Regions from separate parts of the Homo sapiens genome. Here region 1 is linked to region 2. Evidence: read pairs that join two places in POLR2A ChIA-PET (ENCODE). Cell type or tissue: PC-9. All regions are shown on one strand. Links, peaks and the distances in the headings refer to the core of each region. The heading gives the core; the rest is flanking DNA.

The links. ChIA-PET counts read pairs that join two places held together with the same protein. Peaks named below come from ENCODE experiments on the same cell type or tissue, not always from the same donor. Only the 100,000 strongest peaks of a DNase experiment are listed, where the experiment ranks them.
Region 1: POLR2A ChIA-PET joins it to region 2 with 16 read pairs; 2 of 35 experiments call an interaction of 5 or more read pairs at or near these places.

Annotation. Positions count from the first base shown.
Region 1 is chr20:34,330,930-34,339,726 of GRCh38, reverse strand. No RefSeq gene overlaps it. Among named protein-coding and RNA genes, the nearest start is that of ITCH, 28 kb to the left of the region's middle. RefSeq lists enhancers at 1,258-1,307, 1,358-1,467. In PC-9, for the core only: no CTCF peak of the experiment used is centred there; DNase peaks (open chromatin) are centred at 3,896 and 4,896; H3K27ac peaks cover 2,500 bases.
Region 2 is chr20:34,723,249-34,732,045 of GRCh38, reverse strand. It overlaps NCOA6 (nuclear receptor coactivator 6), which reads left to right. Exons shown (of 15, transcript NM_014071.5): 14 at 4,639-4,787. Among named protein-coding and RNA genes, the nearest start is that of TP53INP2, 23 kb to the right of the region's middle. In PC-9, for the core only: no CTCF peak of the experiment used is centred there; no DNase peak of the experiment used is centred there.

The DNA of each region.
Region 1 (8,797 bases), core at 2,889-5,388, 390 kb after region 2:
ACAGAGTGAGATTCTATCTCAAAAAGTAATAATAATAAATAATAAATAAATAAATAGGAATAAAAATAATTTATCTTAAGCTGGCCTTGGTCATAAGAAGGAGGCATTCAGTCAGGCACATATGCTAGTTACTGCTGAACCCCTGATGAAAGAGATAAAATCTGGTTAAAGTTCCCTGATTAAGCCAGGTGCTGTGGCTCACGCCTGTAATCCCAGCACTTTGGGAGGCCAAGGCGGGCGGATCACCTGAAGTCGGGAGTTCGAGACTAGTCTGACCAACATGGAGAAACCCCATCTCTACTAAAAATACAAAATTAGCCGGGCATGGTGGCACATGCCTGTAATCCCAGCTACTCCGGAGGCTGAGGCAGGAGAATTGCTTGAACCTGGGAGGCGGAGGCTGCGGTGAGCTAAGATCCCACCATTGCACTCCAGCCTGGGCAACAAGAGCAAAACTCTGTCTCAAAAAAAAAAAAAAAAAAAGTTCCCTGATTAAAAAACAAAGCTGCCAGGAGTGGTGGCTCATGCCTGTAATCCCAGCACTTTGGGAGGTCAAGGCGGGTGGATCACCTGAGATCAGAAGTTCGAGACCAGCCTGGCCAACGTGGCAAAACCCCGTCTCTACAAAAAATACAAAAATTAGCAGGATGCGGTGGCGCAAGCCTGTATTCCCAGCTACTCAGTATGCTGAGGCACGAGAATCGCTTGAACCTGGGAGGTGGAGGTTACAGTGAGCTGTGATCGTGCCACTGCACTACATACAGCCTGGGTGATAGAGGGAGACTTTGTCTCAAAAAAAAAAACCAAAACAAACAAACAAACAAAAAAAACAGAGGCCTGGCCTGGTGGTTCATGCCTGTAATCTCAGCAGTTTGGGAGGCTGAGGTGGGTGGATCACTTGAGGTCAGGAGTTCAAGACCAGCTTGGCCAAAATGGTAAAACCCTGTCTCTACTAAAAATACAAAAATTAGCCAGGCATGGTGGCGGGCGCCTGTAATCCCAGCTACTCAGGAGGCTGAGGCAGAAGAATTGCTTGAACCCGGGAGGTGGCGGTTGCAGTGAGCCAAGATCACACCACTGCACTTCAGCCTGTGCAACAGAGCGAGTCTCCATCTTGAAAACAAAAACAAAAACCACCAAAGTTGGTGTCAAGCCCAGCACAGGGCAGAGCCTGCATGTGAGAGCTAAGTGGCTTCCGCTGTGGGGAGAAGCTTCCTGGGGCAGGGCAGGGCGTTGAGCAGCACCTGAGAGTCCGGAGGCATTGACAATTTATTATTTCCATCCAATAAAGCATTCATACCTTGCTGTCTTGCTTCATTTTCTTCCCCCAACAACCCGGAAGCAAATATTCGCTATTTCTGCTTGGCAGACGAGGAGATGAGGCTCAAGGGGTTGAGTAACTTGACAAAGGACAAATCGGTAGCAGAGCTAAAATTTTTGTTTAGGTCTTTTTTTTTGAGATAGGGTCTCACTCTGTTACCCATGCTAGGGAACAGCGGCGCCATCACAGCTCACTGCAATCTCCACCTCCCGGGGTCACGTGATCCTCTAACCTCAGCCTCCTGAGTAACTGGGACTACAGGCTAGTGTATCACAGGACCAGCTAATTTTTGGTAGAGACGGGGTTTCCCCATGTTGGCCAGGCTGGTCTTGAACTCCTGACCTCAAGTGATCTGCCTGCCTCATCCTCCCCAAAGCACTGGGATTACAGGTGTGAGCCACTGTGCCCAACCCAGCAGAGCTAAAATTTAAACCTGCTTCTCAGAGATAAATTAAGGAGCAAAGGAAGCCTTTGTTGGATAGCTTCCAGAGGTTGGGAATGTCCCTGGAAAGTGCTGAGATGGAGTCAATTCTGTTGACTGGGGACTCCTAGTAGATAAGCAAGAAATTAGTTGATAAGTTCTAGTGGTGGGGATGATGAAGACTGAGCACCCGAAGGGGAATGCTTGCAGAGTGATAAATAGTCCCTACACTGCCTTCTAGGGAGATCAAGTTTCCCCATGGGGCTTCTGTCTTAGGAGGTTCTATGAAAATGTAGTCAGAGCTGAATTGCCAGGAAAATGAAGAGACTGGGGGTTGCTACTTCATCTTTCCTTTTGGCCCTTCCTCATATAGCTCTCAACCTCTCCTCTTGATTAGTGGAGACCATATAATAATACAGCAATATTGGTTCCTATCTGCTGTGCATTTGCTATGAGCCAGACTCTTCTTATTTTTATTTATTGGTTTATTTATTTTTTGAGACAGGGTCTTGTTCTGTGGCCTAGGCTGGAGTGCAGTGGTACAATCACAGCTCACTGTAGCCTCAACTTCCCAGGCTCAAGCGATCCTCCCACCTCAGCCTCCCGAGTAGCTGGGACTATAGGCGCACATCACCATGCCCAGCTAATTTTTGTATTTTTTGTAGAGACGGGGTTTCACTGTGTTGCCCAGGCTGGTCTCAAACTCCTGGGCTGAAGCGATCCACCTACCTTGGGCTACCAAAGTGTTGGGATTACAGGCGTGAGCCACTGCACCCAGCTTAGCCAGATTCTTTTCATGTATCATATGGAATCCTCATGATTATATAAAGCAAGTCCTCCCATCATCCTCATTTTAAGGAAAAGGAGGCAAAGTGTGATTGTATTCATTGTCTGTGGCTGTGTCAGGAATTACCCCAAAACTACAAAGCTTAAAACAGCAATAAACATTTATTACCTCAGGTATTTTCTATAGGCAAGGAATTCAGGAGCTGATTAGTTGAGTGATTCTCACCAGAAACATCTCATAAGTTTCAAGATGTTGACCAGGGCTGCAGTCATCTGGAAGCTGGACTGGGGTTGGAGGATACAGTTTCAAGCGGGCCCGTGCACACGGCTGGCAAAGCAGTTGGCTGTTGGCAAGCAGTCTCAGTTACTTCTTGCTGTGTGTGTCCCTGCATTGGGCTGTGCTTATAACATAGCATATAACATTGAGTGTGCTTATAACATAGCAGCTAAGTTCCCTTAGGGCAAGTGATCCAAGAGAGCAAGATGGAAGCTGCAGTCTCTTTGTTTTTTTGTTTGGTTTTGTTTTTGAGACGGAGTCTCGCTCTGTTGCCCAGGCTGGAGTGCAATGGTGCGATCTTGGCTCACTACAATCTCTGCCTCCCAAGTTCAAGCAATTCTCCTGCCTCAGCCTCCTGAGTAGCTGGGGTTACAGGCACGTGCCACCACCCCCGGTTAATTTTTGTATTTTTAATAGAGACGGGGTTTCACCATGTTGGTCAGGGTGGTCTCGAACTCCTGACCTCGTGATCTGCCTGCCTTGGCCTCCCAAAGTGCTGGGATTGCAGGCATGAGCCACTGCGCCTGGCTGTTTTTATTTTTTGAGACAGGTTCTTGCTCTATTGCCCAGGCTGGAATGCAGTGGTGTCATCTCAGCTCACTGCAACCTTGACTTCCTGGGCTCAGGCGATTCTCTCACCTCAGCCTCCCAAGTAGGTTGAGACCACAGGTGCTAATTTTCTTTTCTCTTTTTAGTAGAGGTGAGGTCTCGTTTTATGGCTATGTTGCCTGGGCTGATCTCAATCTCCTGGACTCCAGTGATCCTCCCACCTTAGCCTCCCAAAGTGCTAGGATTACAGGCATGAGACACTGTGCCCAGCCTTGCATTGTCTTTTCTGACCTGGCCTCAGAAGTCACACCTGTTTCTGCAGTAGCCTGGTGGTTATGTAGGAAGAGAGAATCATTGAGGGCCATCTTGGAGGCCACTACCACGATGATAAGTAATTTGCCCAAGGTCACATACATGGGAAGCGTTAGAGGTGAGCTTTGAAGCCAGGAAGTTACTATGTCACAGTAAATATTAGTTTGAAGGAGTAGGGGCAGGCATGTACCCACAGGTCTCCTCTATCCTGGAGGCATTCATGCTTGAGATCCTGAGCTTCTCATTCCAATGGGCAGGTGAGTCAGACACTATCTGATGTGTCAGACAGACATTTTGTACAAGCAACATAATTTGACATTTTCTTTCTTTTTTTTTTTTGAGTAGGAGTCTCTCTCTGTCACGCAGGCTGGAGCGCAGTGGCGTGATCTTAGCTCACTGCAACCTCTGCCTCCCAGGTTCAAGCGATTCTCCTGCCTCAGCCTCCCGAGTAGCTGGGATTATAGGCATGTACCACCACGCTGGCTAATTTTTGTATTTTTAGTAGAGACAGGGTTTCACTATGTTGGCCAGCCTGGTCTCAAACTCCTGACCTCAAATGATCCACCCACCTTGGCCTCCCAAAGTGCTGGGATTATAGGCGTGAGCCACTGCGCCCAGCCAATTTGGGCATTTTTAAAAGACAGAAACAAACAAACAACAAAAAACAGCAAAAGATCGCACAGACTTGCACTTAATGGTAGACATGCTGAATTAAAGGGAACCTGACTGTGGCTCCAGCTTTGCCACTGACTTACTGAAGGACCTTAGGCAAGCTCCAGCCCCCTTTGGGGCCTTTGTTTTCCCATCTGTACAATGGAGCAGTTTGATTCCATGGACACTGAGGTCCTCTGGCTGGGTGATTCTGGGATTCTACGTAGAGAGCTGTTCACGGAGAAAGCCCAGGGAGTTCTTTCTCCACTTTCCCTGGCTTCATCTGTCCTTTGCTGAAGGGGAGCGGACCCCTCAGGTGCAAGGGGCACTCTTCTGGACCCAGGCCAGACCCAGCCAGGCTGTTCAGCCTTGTTTCACCCGAAGCTGGCTGGCACCATTGTTCCCCCATAAAGCTGGGCCCCTTTCCAGCTGCTACTGAACTCAGGGCAGGGGAGAGGCTCAAAGGACTCAGTTGTGTGGATTTCCTCCCTCCCCCAGGGCAGGCCTGGGTCACCCAACAGGCTGATTCAGCCCTTACAGAGGAACAAAAGAGATGAGATATGGTTTAGGGACAGAATTTGACATTTACCATTTTCCCTCATAAAACTTAAAAGTAATCATCTTGGGGAAATCCCCTTATGTTTATTTATTTTACAGTTCAGGGACATTTTAAAAAATTGGGGCAAGGGCATTGTTTCCAATTTCAGTGCTTAGGGACTCATATTTTAATGATTCTATGATGCACATTTGTTTACCTTTTAATATCTTTGAAATTGGAATGCATGTAACAGTTAATGACATAATAAGCTAATTGCAGCATTTAAAAAGTACATAGGCCGGGGGTGGTGGCTCATGCCTGTGCCACCAGCACTTTGGGAGGCCGAGGTGGGCAGATCACGAGGTCAGGAGTTTGAGACCTGCCTGGCCAACATGGTGAAACCCCGTCTCTACTAAAAATACAAAAATTAGCTGGGCATGGTAGCGCATGCCTGTAGTCCCAGCTACTCTACTCGGGAGGCTGAGGCAGGAGAATCACTTGAGCTCGGGAGGCAGAGGTTGCAGTGAGCCGAGATCGCGCCACCACTGCACTCCAGCCTGGCAACAGAGCAAGACTCTGTCTCAAAAAAAAAGAACATAAAATAGTGGTGTATATTACAATGATGGATCTTAAATTTGATGAACTAGGATAATTAGCTTCTGTTCTTGGATTCTAGGCCTACTGGATCTTGGACCCCCCTCAACCCCACAACCCAGTCTTTTCCACCACCCACAGGCTTGTCTTTATCCTAGCGTCATTGTCTTAACCCTCTGTCTCCAATATAATCCTTTGCACTTTTTTTTTTAACTCAAAAATCTTTTTACAGAAACTCTTAGAAGGGAGGAGAGGCCCACCCAGGAGCTGGGGGCACTGCTCAGCCACAGCCACGTTCCGTGTGGGCTGGGTATGGTGGCTGCTTCCCTGCAGAGGGCATGATTTCCTTATTACTTTTGACCTTTACACTTTTTTTTTAACAGCTTTTCCTCCGCATAAGACCCTGAAGGAATGGTGAGGGGAGACTCTCCCCAACTTCTGATCAAGACAGAGATTATTATTATTATTATTATTTTTGAGATAGAGTTTCACTCTTTTTGCCCAGGCTGGAGTGCAATGGTGCGATCTCGGCTCACTGAAACCTCTGCCTCCTGGGTTCAAGCGATTCTCCTGCCTCAGCCTCCTGAGTAGCTAGGATTACAGGCATGTGCCACCACCTCGGCTAATTTTGTATTGTTAGTAGAGACGGGGTTTCTCCATGTTGGTCAGGCTGGTCTTGAACTCCTGACCTCAGGTGATCCACCCACCTCGGCCTCCCAAAGTGCTGGGATTACAGGTGTGAGCCACCATGCCCAGCAAGACAGAGATTATTTAGTACCATTAGTACCATGAAAAGTCACAGAAGAATGAAAACAAATTTAATTCCAACATTGTAGCAGGCACTACTATTCATGTTTTATCATGTTTTATGTATGTTAACTCACTTAATCCTTACAACCATTTATCAAGTAACTACGAATGTGTCCCTATTTTACAGATGGGGAGCCTGAGGCACAGAAGTGCTACAGTCTGCTCAAGATCACATAGGTAGTTAGTGACCAGAGTCCAGGGGAAAAAAAGCAACATTTCTCTTTTGGCTTTTCTGCCAATTCTATTTTTTTTTTTTTTTTTTTAGACTGGGTCTTGCTCTGTCACCCATGCTGGAGTACAGTAGCACAATCTCAGCTCACTGAAGCCTCAACTTAACCAGGGCTCAAGCAATCCTCCCATCTCAGCCTCCCAAGCCTCCCAAGTAGCTGGGACTACAGGTGTGTGCCACACCTGGCTAATTTTGTTTATTTTTTTTGCAGAGACGAGGTTTCACTATGTTGCCCAGGGGGGTCTCAAACTCCTGGGTTCAAGCAATCCTCCTGCCTCAGTCTCCCAGAGTGCTAGGATTACAGGTGTGAACCACCACACTCAGCCCCTTTCTGCCAATCCTTGCCCCAGAGATAACAGGTCATAAATGTGGTTTATATCCTTCTGATGCAGGATATTTCTCAGCCTTTTCTTTTTTTGGACTCACGGCAGGGGCGCCCTGTCTACTTGGCCTGCCGCACTCACCCCCTTACAGGAGGGAGCACGTGAGTGAGTGCGGGATCTGGCCAGCCACTCCAAGCACTGACACAGGAGCAAGCTCCATGCGGGCCCGTGGACACACCAGGTGTATTGCCTCAAGGGGGACATGGCGGCATCCAGGCAAGGATGCCTGCGACCCTGAAGCCCCAGAGAGGGTATTAGTGTGCTAATTAGCTCTTTTAGTTCCACTGTCCACAGCCCCCTGGATGGTCGGTGTGTTAGCAGCTCAGTCGGCCCCTGGCCCTGTCACGTGGGGTAGCTGCCGTCCTAGAAGGGCAGAGGGCCAGTGTGACAGCCTTTCAGGGTACCCGCACTTGGTGGGTCCCGAGCTCTTGTCCAGTGTTCAAGAAGAATGAGGTCACGTGGAGGACTGAAGGGTGATGAGGGCAGATAATTTTACGGAGTGACGGAACAGCTCACAGCGGAGAGGGGATGTGGGGGTGGGGGTGGTTTCTCTCTCCTTGTGGCTGGGTCTGGGGCTTTTTATGGCCTCAGAATGGGGACTACATGCTGATTGTGAGTATGCAAAAAAGGTTAAAGCAAAGACATCACTCAAAGGTGGGCATGGACAGTGTAAAAAACCAATTAGGAAAGGGTAGGTAAATGTAAACTAGGTGAAGGGTGGGGACCAATCAGAGGAAAGCGCACCAAATAGGAAGACAGGTTCTCAGTCTCATTCGTGGATTTGACTTGTAGCTTGGCTTTCAGGCTTCAAGCTGTCTTTGTCTTGGAGGTGGAGTTTCGCCAGGGACCTGCCCCGTCTGCCTAGGCGTTTGTCTGCCTCCTGCCGTGATCACTTCCAAATCTTATTTTTATGCATTTGTGGCATAAACATGTAGAAATACATAATTTTGCTCTACATGGGGGCCATGTTGTTCTGCAACTGGCTTTTTCTACTTAACCCCGTGACTAAGAGATTTATTTTCTCTCTTTCTCTCTCCTTTTTCTTATTTAATTAAATTAATTAATTTCTTTATTTTAAGAGACGGGGTCACACTCTGTCACCCACGCTGGAGTGCAGTGGCATGATCTTGGCTCACTGCAGCCTAGAGCTCCTGGGGTCAGGTGATCCTCCTGCCTTAGCTACCCAGTAGTGGGGACTACTACGGTGAGTGCCATCACACCCAGCTAATTTTTTTGTTTGGTATTTTTTTTGTAGAGATGGAATTTCACCATGTTGCCCAAGCTGGTCTTGAACTCTTGAGCTCAGGCAATCCGCCCACCTTGGCCTCCCAAAGTATTAGGATTACAGGCATGAGCCACCATGCCTGGCTTCTCTCTTTTTTCTTTCTTTTTAAAATAGAGACAGGGTCTTGTTATGTTTTAGCAGACTGGTCCCAAACTCCTGGCCTCAAGTGACCCTTCTACTTCCACCCCTCAAAGGGCTGGGATTACATATGTGAGCCACTGTGCCTGGCTGAGGTTTCTTTTCTATGTAGATACATATAGAGTTACTAGTTGTTTTTTTTTTAGACGGAGTTTCACTCTTTCGCCCAGGCTGGAGTGAAGTGGCGCAATCTCGGCTCACTGCAACCTCTGCCCTCTGGGTTCAAGCGATTCTCCTGCCTCAGCCTTTCAAGTAGTTGGGATTACAGGCGCATGCCACCAAGCCCGGCTAATTTTTGTATTTTTAGTAGAGACGGAGTTTCACCATGTTGGCCAGGCTGCTCCTGAACTCTTGACCTCAGGTGATCCACCCACCTCAGCCTCCCAAAGTACTAGGATTGTAGGTGTGAGACACCTTGCCCAGCCAAGTTACTAGTTCTTTATAACAGCTGCACGGTATTCCTTAGTATGTATATTATGAAAATACACTTAAGGAGGCCGGAC
Region 2 (8,797 bases), core at 3,733-6,232:
TTTCCAAAAGTCATGCCTTTTTTTGGAGACAGAGTCTTGCTCTATCACCCAGGCTGGTGTGCAGTTGCACGATCTCGGCACACTGCAACCTCCACCTCTGGGGTTGATGCAATTCTCCTGCCTCAGCCTCACAAGTAGCTGGGATTACAGGTATGTACCACCACACCTAGCTAATTTTTGTATTTTTAGTAGAGACGGGGTTTCACCACATTGGCCAGGCTGGTCTTGAACTCCTGACCTCAAGTGATCCACCCGTCTCAGCCTCTGGGATTACAGGTGTGAGCCACCACACACAGTCTTGTCTCTTTTAGTGTAGGAATGCACTGGATAATATTTTAAAGAACTTCTCATAATTGTACAGCAACTTCATAAGACACTTTCACAATATTTTTTTCATTTAATCTTCATATCATCCCTGTGAGGAGGTTAATAGCCACCATTTATTTGAATGTTGTTCCATGCCATGCATCCTTAATAGATTGAGCTACAAGTGCCCTAGATGTGTTATCTCATCTAATTTTCACAGTATCTATTAGGAAAGTAAATTCTGTCTTATAGATGAGAAATCTAAAGTTCAGAAAGGTTAACTAAATTGCCCAAGGTCACAGAATTAGTAAATGGTGAAGGTTAGATTCAAACCCAAGCCTTCTGACTTCAGAGCCCTGATATTTAACCTATGTATTGCAACAGACAAGATGGGATTTATAGATCAAGAATCTAGAATGAGGCTGGGTGCAGTGGCTCACGCCTGTAATCCCAGCACTTTGGGAGGCCGAGGCAGGCAGATCATTTGAGGTCAGGAGTTCGATACCACCCTGGCCAAAATGGTAAGACCCCGTCTCTACTAAAACTACAAAAATTAGCCAGGCATGGTGGCGCATGCCTATAATCCCAGCTACTTGGGAGGCTGAGGCAGGAGAGTCACTTAAACCTGGGAGGCGGAGGTTGCAGTGAGCCGAGATCATGCCACTGCACCCCAGCCTGGGCGACAGAGTGAAATTCTGTCTAAAAGAAAAGAAAAGAAAAAAGAGTCTAGAACGGCCGGGCTCAGTGGCTCACACCTGTACTCCCAACACTCTGGGAGGCCGAGGTAGGCAGATGGCTTGAGCCCAGGTGTTTGAGACCAGCCTGGGTAACATAGTGAAACCCTGTCTATACAAAAAATTAGCTGGGCATAGTGGTATGTGCCTGTAGTCCCAGCTACTTAGGAGGCTGAGGTGGGAGGATCACCTGAGCCCAGGGAGGTCGAGGTTGCAGTGAGCCATGGTCGTGCTCACTGCACTCCAACATGAGCAACAGAGTAAGACTCTATCTTAAAAAAAAAAAAAAAAAAGTCTAGAACATAGAGCATTAAATAGCATAGTCAATAAATGCATAGCTAAGACTTCACCCCTGTTCATCTCATTCCAAATTCATTGCTACTCCTACTATACCACTCTGCCTGTCTGATTTTATTTGGATTGGGCTAATGTTTGAATTCATCTGCATTTCTCAAGCATGCACCAGCTATTTGTCTAGAGAAAGAAGCTAATCAGACCAAAAATACATTTGGGGTGTTTGTTTCCAGAGATACCTGAGCATTGACCATAAAAAACAGGATAGTCTTGCTGTGGCTTTTGTTTTGCCAGGAGAAAGAGGCACTTTCATTAGGAATCATCTAGCCAGGTACAGTGGCTCATGCCTGTAACCCCAGCATTTTGGGAGACCAAGGAGGGAGGATTGCTTGAGCTTAGGAGTTGCCCAGCCTGGGCAACATAGGGAGACCCTGTCTCTATGAAAAAAAAATAAAAAATAAAAAATTAATAAAAAATTAGCTGGTCATGGTGGCACTTGCCTGTAGTCCCAGCTACTCAGGAGGCTAAGGTGGGAGGATCACTTGAGCCTGGGAGGTCAGGGCTGCAATGAGCCATGATTGCACTACCCACACCCCAGCCTGGGGGACAGAGTGACATCCTGTCTCAAAAAAAAAACAAAAATTTTTTTTAAAAAAAGAACTTTCTTTCCTCAGAAGCTTTGACCATTTTCTGAGCTCCTAGCCAGAAAGCCATCTTCACCACCTCTCAAAGGAGGTATAAATCCCCCTGACTTGTAATTCCACCCCAGCTCCAGCCTCACCTCTCCTTGACTTACCTTGGCTTATGGTTGGGTGTCGGGCGGCTGTTATACATAAAGCTATGGGAGTGAATGGTGTGTCCCAGTTCCCAACCACGGTGCTACTAGCAAAGGGTCCTCTGGCAGGAGTGAACAGTGGAAGGGTAGGGATAGTTGACAGTCAGGTTATGGTCTGTGTCCTTAAGAGGTTCACAGTCTAGTTGAAGACACAAAACATTAAAATAGAACACGATGTACAATCTGATGGGTGCTCTAGAATGCCAGATAAAGACTGTGAACCCAAGAGACAAAAGAGACAGCTCTACTTGGGAAATGAGATCATGGAAGACTTCCCAGAAGAGGCAGCCTTTTGACCAGTATTGTTTTGTTTTGTTTTGTTTTGTTTTGTTTTGTTTTGTTGCATTATTTTTATTTGTTACATGTCTTGCAAGCAAATTTAATTTTCTAAAGAATTTTTTTTCTGATCATTTTAACATGCGTTTTTGAACCATGAAAGTGTAAAAAATTATTAAAGAAAACCAGAAATTCAGATCAGAGAATTACAAAGAAGAAAATAACTCACCAGTAAACTAGTATTCCTACAACTCAACAATATTCACTGTACATATATTTTAGTTCATCTGCTTCTAGTCTTTTTCACACAGTGTGCACCCAAATATATTGTGTCAGATTTATGTGTATAGGGCTGGGCGTTGTGGCTCACACCTGTAATCCCAGCACTTTGGGAGGCCAAGGCAGGTGGATCATTTGAGGTCAGGAGTTCGAGACCAGCCTGGCCAACATGGTGAAACCCCATCTTTACTAAAAATACAAAAATTAGCCAGGCGTGGTGGCGCATGCCTGTAATCCCAGCTACTCAGGAGGCTGAGACAGGAGAATTGCTTGAACACAGGAGGCAGAGTTTGCACTTTGCTGAGATCCTGCCACTGCACTCCAGCCTGGGGCACAGAGCAAGACTCCATCTCAAAAACAAACAACAACAACAAAAGATTTATGTGTATATAGCTCATATTTATTCATATGTAGTTACATATATACTCAACACATACAACAATGAAAATGGAATTATACTGTTCATTGTGTTGGTAAGTTTTTCCCACTTGGTAATGTGTCATAAATCGTTTTGTCATTAAATAATCTACAACATGATTTTTCATGACTCCATATGGATGTGCCATGATTTAGCTAACTAATCTACTATCGTTAGGTATTTAGGTCTTCTGTTTTCACTAGTACAAATAAAATGTTTTAACTTCCTTATGTGTGGAGCTCTGTAAAAAGATTTGTTTCCTTAGGCACCTAGAAGTGGGATTGCTGAGTCAAGGGTTACACCAGAGTTTCTCAGCCTCAACATTATTGACCTTTGGGGCCAGATAACTGTTTGTTGTGTGGGGCTTACGTTTAGTGGCATCCCTGGCCTGTACCCAAAAGATTCCGGTAGCACCCCTCTCCCCAAGTTGTGACAATCAAAAATGTCTCCAGATGTTGCTAAATGTCCCCTAAGAAGCAAAATTGCCTCCTTTTAAGAACCACTGGGTTATACAATTTACACTCCAGTTAGGAGTGTATGTAAATGTTTTTGTTCCTGTATCCTCAATAACAGTGAATATTACCAATTTTAAATCTTCATATACTAAGAAAAGGGGGTTGGGGTGTGGACAATCAATATACCTAGCAGTGTATTGTGAATTATCCCCATACTGTGGCTTCTAATATGCTGTTATCTGACTCTACCGGGATCATTAGTAAATGCCAATATATGTTAATAATTTCCTAGGTTTATATACTATTTTGAGTTAATAGCAATTTTCAGACATCTTAAAGACCATTTTCATGATTCTAAAAAATTACAAAATCCAAAATGTTTTAATTTTTGAAGGGAACTATTACCTTAGGAAAATGGGTGAGGGGCCTGGTGCAATGGCTCACGCCTGTAATCCCAGCACTTTGGGAGGCCGAGGTGGGTGGATCACTTGAGGTCAGGAGTTTAAGACCATCCTGGCCAGTGTGGTGAAACCCCCATCTCTACTAAAAAGACAAAAATTAGCAGGGCGTGGTGTCACATGGCTGTAGTCCCAGCTACTCGGGAGGCTGAGGCAGGTGAATTGCCTGAACCCAGGAGGCAGGGGTCGCAGTGAGCTGAGACAGCGCCACTGCACTCCAGCCTGGGCGACAGAGTGACACTCTGTCTGGAAAAAAAAAAAAAAGAAAAGAAAAGAAAATGGGTGAGGAATTAGGGGAGTTTTGTTCCAATTTTTTTATGTCTTTTACCAGTTTTTCTACAATTTCACCAACATTATGCTTTACTATTTTATTTTTACTAATGTAATAAGCTAGACTCACTTTTAAACCCCCAGTAACATAGAAGGCAATAGTGCTTATTACCCCAGGTTGAACTGCTTTCTCTCCAGAATAACTATATAGTTCTTAGTCTCCTACTTTACGAATGAAACTATCTGAAGAGCCCGTTTTTTGTGTGGCCTGGTTCCCTCACCTGCTTGGAAACTTTTTGCTTCCCTCTGTCAGCAGTGAGCCCAAAGAGATAGTTGAAAAGTCCAAAATCCCAGGCCGAAGAAACTCCCGAACTGAAGAGCCAACTGTGGCCTCTGAAAGTGTGGAAAATGGACATCGTAAACGATCTTCTCGACCTGCTTCAGCCTCCAGCTCTACTAAAGGTTAGCAGTGGGATGTGGGTGCTATTTGTGGGTCAAATAGAGGAATAGAGTTCTTACCACAGCAGTAGAAGACTTTGTCCTTCATCATTGCTTCTGTTCCTGAAGTCTGTCAAGTGTCTTTGTCTTCTACTACCTGTTTGGTCCTTCCTTTATTTGTTCATTTAACTGTATGTTTTCTGTGTGTGTACTCAAGAGCAACAAGCACTGCTGGAAAAAAGAACATAACAGGGCAGATTTATTCCACTGGTTTTTGGGTTTTGGGTTTTTTTGTTGTTGTTGTTGGTTTTTGTTTGTTTGTTTTTTTGAAACAGGGTCTCACTTTATTGCCTGGGCTGGAGTGCAGTGGCACAATCACAGCTCACTGCAGCCTTGAATTCCTGGGCTCAAGTAATTCTCCTGCCTCAGCCTTCCAAAGCTGGAATTGCAGGCATGAGCCACCACACCTGGCCTTGAGTCCACTTTTTTTTTTTTTTTGAGATGGAGTCTCATTCTGTTGCCCAGGCTGGAGTGCAGTGGCGTGATCTCAGCTTACTGTAACCTCCGCCTCCCAGGTTCAAGTGATTCTCCTGCCTCAGCGTCCTGAGTAGCTGGGATTACAGGTGCGTGCCACCTCACCTGGCTAATGTTTCTATTTTTAGTAGAGACAGGGATTCATCATGTTGGCCAGGCTGGTCTCGAACTCCTAACCTCAAGTGATCTGCCCATCTCAGCTTCCTAAAGTGCTGGGATTACAGGCTGAGCCACCACGCCCAGCTGATTCCACTTTAAATTCATGATCACCCACTTCAGATAGGTCCTGAATATGGCCCAGCTATCTTTCCATGTTTCCATGGTCAACTATCTTTCCCACTCTATTCTTTTTAAACCTCTGGTCCACACTTTCTCCCCCTCTCTCTTGGTAGAGACCCTGACCTCTTCACAGAGAAAATAGAATTCCCTCAGCTTCCCACTACCAAGAAATAAATCTACCAGTATCCTCCTTTGTGCTTTCTATAATAGAGCAGCTGTCCTTCCTCAAGTCTAAGGCCAGTTTCTCCATCTATGCCTTTGATCCCATCTCCTCTGACCTTCTTAAGAACCTTACCCTGTGAGTGTTCTCTGTTGACTACTATCTCCTTTTTAAATTAACTTTTCCCTTGGGTTCTGTGACCAAGAACTCTCTGTTGTCTTCTGCTACCACCTCTCCAGCTGCTCCTCCTCAGTCTCCCTTCCCAGCCATTAGATGGTGACCTTCCTCAGACTTTGATCCTGAGTCACCTTTTCTCTTCAAATTCGTATTTTCTCCCTAATGGATCTCAGTCATGCCCCTCTTCTTTAGTAACAGCCTTTCACAGATGACTTGTAAATTTGTATTTCTATTTCTAGTACAGACCCCTAGAGATCTTAGACAACTGCATGCACATCCTTACTGGAACCTCAGACTCAACATATCTAAAACCAAACTTGTGATTTTTCACCTCCAACAGTGAGGTCCTCTGCCATTGTACCCCATCTCAATAAATGGCACCACCATCTATCCATTAGACAAGTCCTCCTTGATACCTCTCTCCCTCACCCTTATATCAAACTCGTCACAAAAAACTGCCCATTTTATCTCAGGTGGCCCTTTTCCATCTTCACTACTACCCACTAGCTTAAAACCCTTCAATGATTTACCATTGTAATTAGGATTAAAGTCCAAAAGCTTCAACCTACCCCACAAGCTTCTGTGTGGTCTCGGCCCTGTCATCTCCCAGCCTCATCCCACTTCCCTTAGCAAGTCGGACATGCCGTCCTCATTCCTCTGATCACAAGCCTGTGCATATGTTGCAGCTACTGCAGGGAGTGCTCTTCTCTCTGCCCACCTCTCTTCTCCTTAACGTCCCACCCTTCCTACTTATCTTAGCTCAGTTGTCACTGCTATGGGGAATCACAGCACCAGGTTCTTCTTCATAATACCACAGCTATAACTATGCCAGTTTGTGACATAGGTAATTAGTATGTATACTTGGTTAGGGCAGGAGATTATGTCTGATTTTGCGAACTACTGTATCTCTGGTGCCTAGTATGGTGCCAAATACAGAGATGTACCAATCAGTAATTATCAAATGAATAACCATCTATCAAATATGTATTAAATATTTACTACATGTCAGGCCCTGAGGTTATAATAGTGAAAAGACAGAGCCTCAGCCACGTGCAGTGGCTCACGCCTGTAATCCCAGCACTTTGGGAGGCCGAGGCAGGTAAATCACCTGAGGTCAGGAGTTCGAGACCAGCCTGACCAACATGGTGAAACCCCCTCTCTACTTAAAATACAAAAATTAGCTGGGTGTGGTGGTGGGCGCCTGTAATCCCAGCTATTCAGGAGACTGAGGCAGGAGAATTGCTTGAATCCAGGAGGCGGAGGTTGCAGTGAGCCAAGATCGCGTCATTGTGTTCCAGCCTGGGCAACAGAGTGAGACTCCATCTCAAAAAAAAAAAAAAAGTCTCTGTCTTTACCACATTGAAAGACGAATTCTAATACTCTGTGTTAAATGTTAAATGCTATGATAGCAAAATTACATGGCACTATAAGAGCATATAGCTGAGATACCTTGCTCTTCTGCCAGGTCAGAGAAGGCTTTCTAGAAAAAAATGACATGACATTTAAGCTGAGACCTGAAGAATGAGGAGGCAGTGACCAGATCATTCTCTTAGGAAATGTGCTGAGCTTGAGTAGTTCAGTTTGGGTAAGGTAAGAGCTGGGATCCTGGCTGAGTTCCTGATTATCAGCAGGACTGCTGAGAAACGGTCAAGTATCATTGGGATGCCAGCCTAAAGACCAGGCAGATTCTGGTGCACCCACACTAGACACTAGACACGGATCTGAGGACTCAGCTGCTGTTGGCAGGTTATGTCTCTAGGCAAGAATGTCACGATGCCTCACAAGAGCCTCTGGGAATAGGCCAGAGGTCATATACAGTTAAAATTGAGGTGTACAAAGTACCATCACCATACTCAGCCTGCTGGAGAGTTAAGGGGCAAAGGTGAGAGAGGCCTTCTTTCTTTTCCAGGAATAGTGTATACACCACAGTCAGGGTCTCTTAGGTATCCTCATTTTAGGTGGAGATATGAAGCCAATAACTTCATTCCTCCTCTCTGGGAATCATCTCTAGGCAGAAACTAGTTTGGAAGGGAGTACACTTTTCAGTATATTGAAGTACTACACTTAAAGCATAAAAGGGAACATGCCTAGAGTTCTATGGGAAAATCTGCTTCCCCTCAGTTCTGCATGTTCTTGTAGCCTTTCACTTTCCCAAAAGAGTAAGATCTTCTAGGCTATAGAATATGGTATGTAATTACCTTTAAAGCGGGGAAAAGGTATTGGCCTTTAGAGATGTCACACACCAGATTTTTGGAACCTTGACCTCAGCCCAGAGCCTCAAGGTACTAAAGGGTTATTTACAGGGCACCAGAAAGAATCTAAGAAGCAACTGGGACAGTTAAGAAGAGATGCTCAAACTAGAACCGCTCTGTAGAGAACTACCAGCCAAGAAGAGATGGAAAGCTAGAACCTGTTTTTAAGGGGTGTTGGGGATGGGGAATAAGCCTGTACACTTAAACTGAACATTGTCCCACCGTGGCAGTGGTGATGTTGGAAAGCCTGGCACATCCTTGCTCTGAGGCTTAGCAGTTGGCTTAGAAGAGGCCATAATGACTCTCAGGCTTTGTGATCTTGCATGGAGGGGTGCTAAGTGTCTCCCTAAAGAATGGCATAGCTCTGGCCTGTCCCTGGAATCACAGTCATGTATAGATATCCGCATCAGTCGCAAGACCTCAGGCCATCATTCTCTAACTGTCTCTGGTTAAGTTACTGTGTATGAGTAGAAAAACAGACTCAGTTTCTCCTGCTATACTCTCACAACACGCTTCTGACACAAGATGTAAGGTGTTTTTTTCCCCACACATCAAGCAAGTCATCAGTTCTGCCTCAGACACCAGCTGGGTGTCCTCCAATTCAATTCTGACACTATCTGCCTGGAGATAGT